2 separate regions of the Homo sapiens genome follow, and region 2 is linked to region 1. The links are chromatin contacts, found by Hi-C or POLR2A ChIA-PET in ENCODE. All regions are on one chromosome and are shown on one strand. Each heading gives the region's core, a stretch centred on a gene start or an enhancer-like site at or near the end of the contact. The rest is flanking DNA. Distances are from core to core; before and after follow the strand shown. Region 1 overlaps GALNT3 (polypeptide N-acetylgalactosaminyltransferase 3). Region 2 has its middle 25 kb from the start of GALNT3.

Region 1 (2,700 bases), core at 77-2,576:
CATGTCATATTTGCACATTAGAAATGATTAGCAGATAAAGGGTTTGTTCTTCTTGTACTCTTTCTAAAACCTTTAAACACACCTATCCAAGATGGCTATTTGCTAATTACCAAAGATCAGATTCACAGAGGAAGAGAAGTCAAAAATCATGAAATAGTTTTTAAAAACTAAAAAAAAAGAAAAAAAAGAAAAGAAAAATTCAGAGATCTTCTAAATTCTAAATTCTTATGAATTCCTAAGAGTGAAATTCAGAGACCTGGTTTTAAAAAGTTATTAATCTGTAACCTGGTATATATGTAGCCATTGCAAAAAGTCATTAATAAAAATATTCATAAAGTGAAAAGCTAAAGCAATATACACAATTTTAACTGGTTGTGACACTCGCTATGTTAAAATCAATGGATTATTCTCAGGGGTAAAAATATGCTTCCATCTGAAATCTTACAAATTTAAAATAATCTAACTAACAAGTGGTAGCTTCCAGTTATCTAGACTACAGCTTCTCAAACTTTAAAGTGACTATGAATCACCTGGGGATCTTGTTTAAACACAAATTGAGAAGGGAAAATATCAAGGTAAGATCCATCATGATTGTCCCTCTAGGTGAAGAAGCATAGGTTGCAGAAATATTAGTTGTTCATTTAACCTAAAAATTCCAACTGTAGCAATTTTCTGAAGTAGTGGAAAGCAGAACATTATAATTTTACATGAAAGTAACATTTAATGAAATAAGAAGATAGTGGTTCCTCTCACTTCTTGTTTCCATGTTTGTGACAATAAACCATTACAACTCCAGAAGTTTAAAGTCTGGTTCCTGATGAATTTAATTGCTGTGATGTCTAATTTGGTATACAAAACTTCCTTACTACTGAGTTAAGGCATGCTGTAAAGAGTTAGGGGTAACCACACTAAGCAGAAAAAAAACAAAATTACATCCCAATATCCTAATATAGATTATAGATTAAGAAAAGTACACTATTGTGAATTATTATAAAACTCATTGGATCTTTGCCACACATTATCTATCATCTGTATTTCCTAATTGAATTCAAAACAAAACAAAGAAAAACAAAATTTAAAGACCTTGCCCTGATAATAAACCTTTAAGTGCTTGGGTAGAAGTTTTATTATGTGCCCCTCATCTACTGGTTAAAGTGTTAGGGAACAGAGGAGTGGCAGAAAGTCATTTCTGCTTGCATTTATTGGTGGGTCAAATCTCATGGTGTTTTGCTGCTGTAGTTTGTTAGTTTTGATTATGTTTAAGTTCATGTTTACATTCTTGGCAGCATTTCTTCTGAGCAGGAAGTGGCATGTGGATGTATGACAAGAGACAAACACTGATGCAAAGCAAACTGCATGAAGACAGCCACATTCTGTCTCAGAGGGGGCAGCAGTAGACATACCTCAAAGATCTCAGCTAAAGGCAAAGTAGAGTTACTCTGGGTGGCTGGGCAATGCCACCAGTGGATGACTAAACTACTTGCAATTGTTATAAACTAAGAACAGCTTTCTGAACCAAGATATCTGCAGGCTGTGAGACAAAAAGCTCAGTGACAGAGTTAACCATCAGCAACCGTGAGGCACAGGTTTCAATACTGAGAAGGACAGGGTCAGACATCCAACTTCTCAGCTACCCCTGGTCAGGTAGACATCTCCCTCATCGTCATCTCTGAATGTGAAAGGTTGCTGATAGAATCTTGATTTGTGAGCTAGCCAACTCTATCTTGACAGTTTGACACAAACAAGTAATTATGATACTACATTATCTGTCAAGGGAGTCACAAACTCAGGGGCTCACATGCTCTTTCCTGCCACATCTACACCTGTGAATGACTTTTACATTACATATGAAAGATATGCATTGATTACTTATGGCATACTACAGAGTAGAGGAATTCTGAGGAGTGATTTAGGTGGATCCAGAGATTATTCATGTAACTGGTATTCCCTGCCCCCCAGGTAGAGGCACTGCATTTTAAAACATTTGTCCATCTATTTACCTTGTAAACATAGTTGTTGGCTTTTGGATTAGTAAGGAGATAGAAACCACATGCTAATTTGAACAGAGAAAGTTTAATACAATCTGGTATTAAAAGAGGATTGGAGTAACAGGAAATTGCCTAGTGGGAGTTAAGGAGAATTCTAAAGAATACAGGAGTTGTAAATACAGTATAAGGGGCAACCACTCCCCCTATGGCTGAAATAAGTGTTCAAGGAAGGGCTCTCCTCTCACCAGGGCTGAGATCCAGAGATGTCTATGGAGATGCCCTAGCTTTGACTACCTGGTAAAAAGTCATAGAAGTACTTCATTCATGGGACTTACCAGAAATCTGCCCCTGAAGTTCCAGAAGAGGCCATTCACAGCCGGGGGACAGAACCCTAGAACTAGCTAGGTGCTGAGGAAAACTGCTGGCTGCTGAGGGAATCTGGAATCACAGAGGTTGTCCCCTGCAGGAGTTTAGTGAACTTTCATGTGCCACACAGGTAACAACGGCTCTGGGCTGGCTGCCTGGGACAAAGGTTGGGCAGCTGGCTCCCTAGACACCCAGTCTTGTGGGGCCCCGAGTTTGGCATGTGTGGATCTGAGGAGAGAGTTTGGGGAGCAGTGACTTAGGTGACAGAGCAGGTCCATGGTGTCTGTGTCTCAAGGGTACACCACTGCTGCCTAAATCAAGCTCTAAAGAAAGTGCAGTGTGTGGG
Region 2 (2,700 bases), core at 125-2,624, 41 kb after region 1:
TGCAGTCTTGTATAATGACTTAGAGCATGGACTCTGAAGCCAAACTGCCTCAGTTTGAAGTCTGGTGCTAACACTTAGCTATTAAACTTGGGCAAATTATTGAATTTATCAGTACCTCAGTTTCCACATCTGAAAATAGAAATGATAATAGCAAACTGACCTCTCAGTAGTTGTAAATTAAACAGACAGGTTAATGATATAAAGTACTTTAATAAGTGACTACACATGGTAAGCCCTATAACCATTTGCTATTATTACCAAGTGTTTAGTGATACAATATAAGCCATTAAATTACCATATTACCTGGTTAGTAGATGCTATTTTTTATTATAGTGCACTGTGATAAACATTGTAAGAAATATAAATGTTCCTTGTATTTTTAGGGAAGACATGAAAGAAATTATAGCCTAGTCATAAGTGACACTCACAAGTAATCATAATAAAGATGGTATGTAATAAATATTGCAAGAAAGATCAGATATGTCCAACTGATAGTTCAGAAGAATAAGGGATCAGGAAGAAAAAAAAACTATAATAGAGACATGGCCTTCTCATCATGGCCTGGGCATGATAGCAAGACCCCATCTCTTCAAAAAATGAAGAGATATCCCCTAGGAGCATGCAATCCTAGAGGAAGGCATGGGTGTACCTTCCAGATTGGAAGGAGAGGTAATGATTGTTGAGTCAGCAATGCAAGATTAGGTAGACTATTGCTGGGTGGATTAGTGCAGGGAATGCCTTCCCTGATGAAACCAACAATGGTTGCAAAGGCATAGAAGCATGAAAGGGCAAAAAGTGTGTGTGTGTGTGCATGTTACAGAAAAAGCAAAGCAGTCAAGAGAGATGGAAGATGTGTACTTGGGGACATCACATGAGCGATGGAGACACAAAGATGAATAAGACATGAAGGAAATATTTTTGGATGATGCATGCTGGAGACTGTTTTTGTTTTTTGTGTCCTTTTGTCCTTAACTTCCTCCTTCCTTTTTTCCTTCAAAATACATTTACTGATACCTACAATGTGCTAGAGAAATATGACTTTCCTTATATCACCTGTTATATAACAGAGTTTTGTCCCATGATAAGTGATATAATAGAAATCGCCTCATATGAAACAAAGTTATGTTATATCAGAAATGTGATAAATAATTTTCCAAGTTACACCGAAACTAGGCCCCAAATAGGGCTCTTTCATTAAACTCTTTGTTCAGTTGCTTTCTCTCACTCCCATGTCCCTAAAGTACATGGATAGTAGAGAATCCTTTTTTTTTTTTTCAGTTTATGTGGGCTTAGCAAAGAGTGGGCAGGCAATAGAGACTTGCAGATCTCAACTGAATTACTGGAGAATTTAATTTTAAATGCTCTAGAAGGTTATCTTCTTCACAACTTGGTGGCAAATTCTTTCAGGAACTGAAAGTTGCATGTGTTTTAAAGGGGCATAAGCTTGTGGAGAACCTTTCTCTTTGGTTTAGCTGCATCGATATGCTGATTTTTTAAAATGCACTGAACATGCAAAAATGAGTATATTATTGACCTCAAATCAATGCCCATCACTGTTTCTATCTTATACAGTGAGCTTCTTGGCTTTTTAATATTTTCATTGTGAAGTTATTCCAATGAAGACAAAATTTTGTCAAATTTATTACCCAGGGAGCTTTCAAAATGAAGCAGAGAGACTTTGACCGAGCAATTTCACTTCTGGAATTTTATTCTACTTATGCATACTTATACATATGTGCAAAGACATATATATCTGAAAGTTTATTATTTTTTCGAAGCATTGTTTATAGGGAGAAAAAGCAGGTAACAGCCCAACTGTCCTTCAAAAGAGAACTAGTTAATTTATGATATATCCATATAATTAATATTATTCAGTCATTAAAAAGAATAATATAGATCTATGTGAGCTTATTTGGAATGATCTCCAGGACATGTTTTTAAATTAAATCACAAATACAAACAAAAGAAAGAGAGAAAGAAAAGTACAGAATAGGTATAAGGAAGATTTCCATTTGTGAGACATAAATATTTATCTGTGCTTTGTATATTTATTTAGTACACATGAATGCTATGTAGGCATGGAACATTTCTGAAAAGATCAGCAAGAAAGTACAAATAGTGATTATTTCTGGATGGGAATCTGGACTACGCAGCAGGCACACTTTTCATTGCCTGTCCTTTGTATTATGTGATTTTTACCATGCTAATATATTTTTATTAAAAATTAATTAAAGAAAGAATAACTACTGGAGATAAGCCATTTTTGGTCAATTCCATAGTGGCTAGTTAGAGGCTAAGTAATATGCAATCATGAAATTAATGCTCAAATTAATAAAACAGTATTTCCCAATCTTGATTTTATTACAAGTTCATTTCTGAGTAGTTCAAGAACTTGTAGAATTATTTTAAAGATCTCAAAATAAAAGAAAGTGGTAATCTAATTTTGAAAGGAAATATGTTTCACACAGTTTGGGAAAGAGAGAAGTATTGTTTTCAAATAGGGAGCAGTGCCTTAGTGAGTAATTTCATTTGCATTCCTGTGTATCTTTAAGCTGAGTACAAACTAAGAAAAACTGTTCTTGCAGAATACACTGTAAAATTACTTTAATCAGTAATTACTTTGACCTTTCCCTATCAAAGGTCAAAACACCGGACAGCCTGTTGCTCTTAACATCAGCTCTTCTGCGTAATATTTCTCTT

Evidence for each region. A loop is a pair of places that touch in the nucleus more often than their neighbours do. ChIA-PET counts read pairs that join two places held with the same protein, here RNA polymerase II (POLR2A).
Region 2: POLR2A ChIA-PET joins it to region 1 with 20 read pairs in PC-3. The contact joins two enhancer-like sites. A Hi-C loop is called at or near these places in 1 of 168 maps with a recorded cell type or tissue (GM12878). POLR2A ChIA-PET finds 5 or more read pairs at or near these places in 6 of 52 experiments (A549, A673, OCI-LY7 and 3 more).

The regions. Positions count from the first base shown.
Region 1 is chr2:165,776,370-165,779,069 of GRCh38, forward strand. The region is part of intron 1 of GALNT3 (polypeptide N-acetylgalactosaminyltransferase 3); the gene reads right to left. Among named protein-coding and RNA genes, the nearest start is that of GALNT3, 17 kb to the right of the region's middle. Within about 2 kb of position 1,327, at least 3 of the 41 ENCODE cell types and tissues checked have a DNase peak (open chromatin) inside an H3K27ac peak, as active enhancers do.
Region 2 is chr2:165,817,702-165,820,401 of GRCh38, forward strand. No RefSeq gene overlaps it. Among named protein-coding and RNA genes, the nearest start is that of GALNT3, 25 kb to the left of the region's middle. Within about 2 kb of position 1,375, at least 2 of the 41 ENCODE cell types and tissues checked have a DNase peak (open chromatin) inside an H3K27ac peak, as active enhancers do.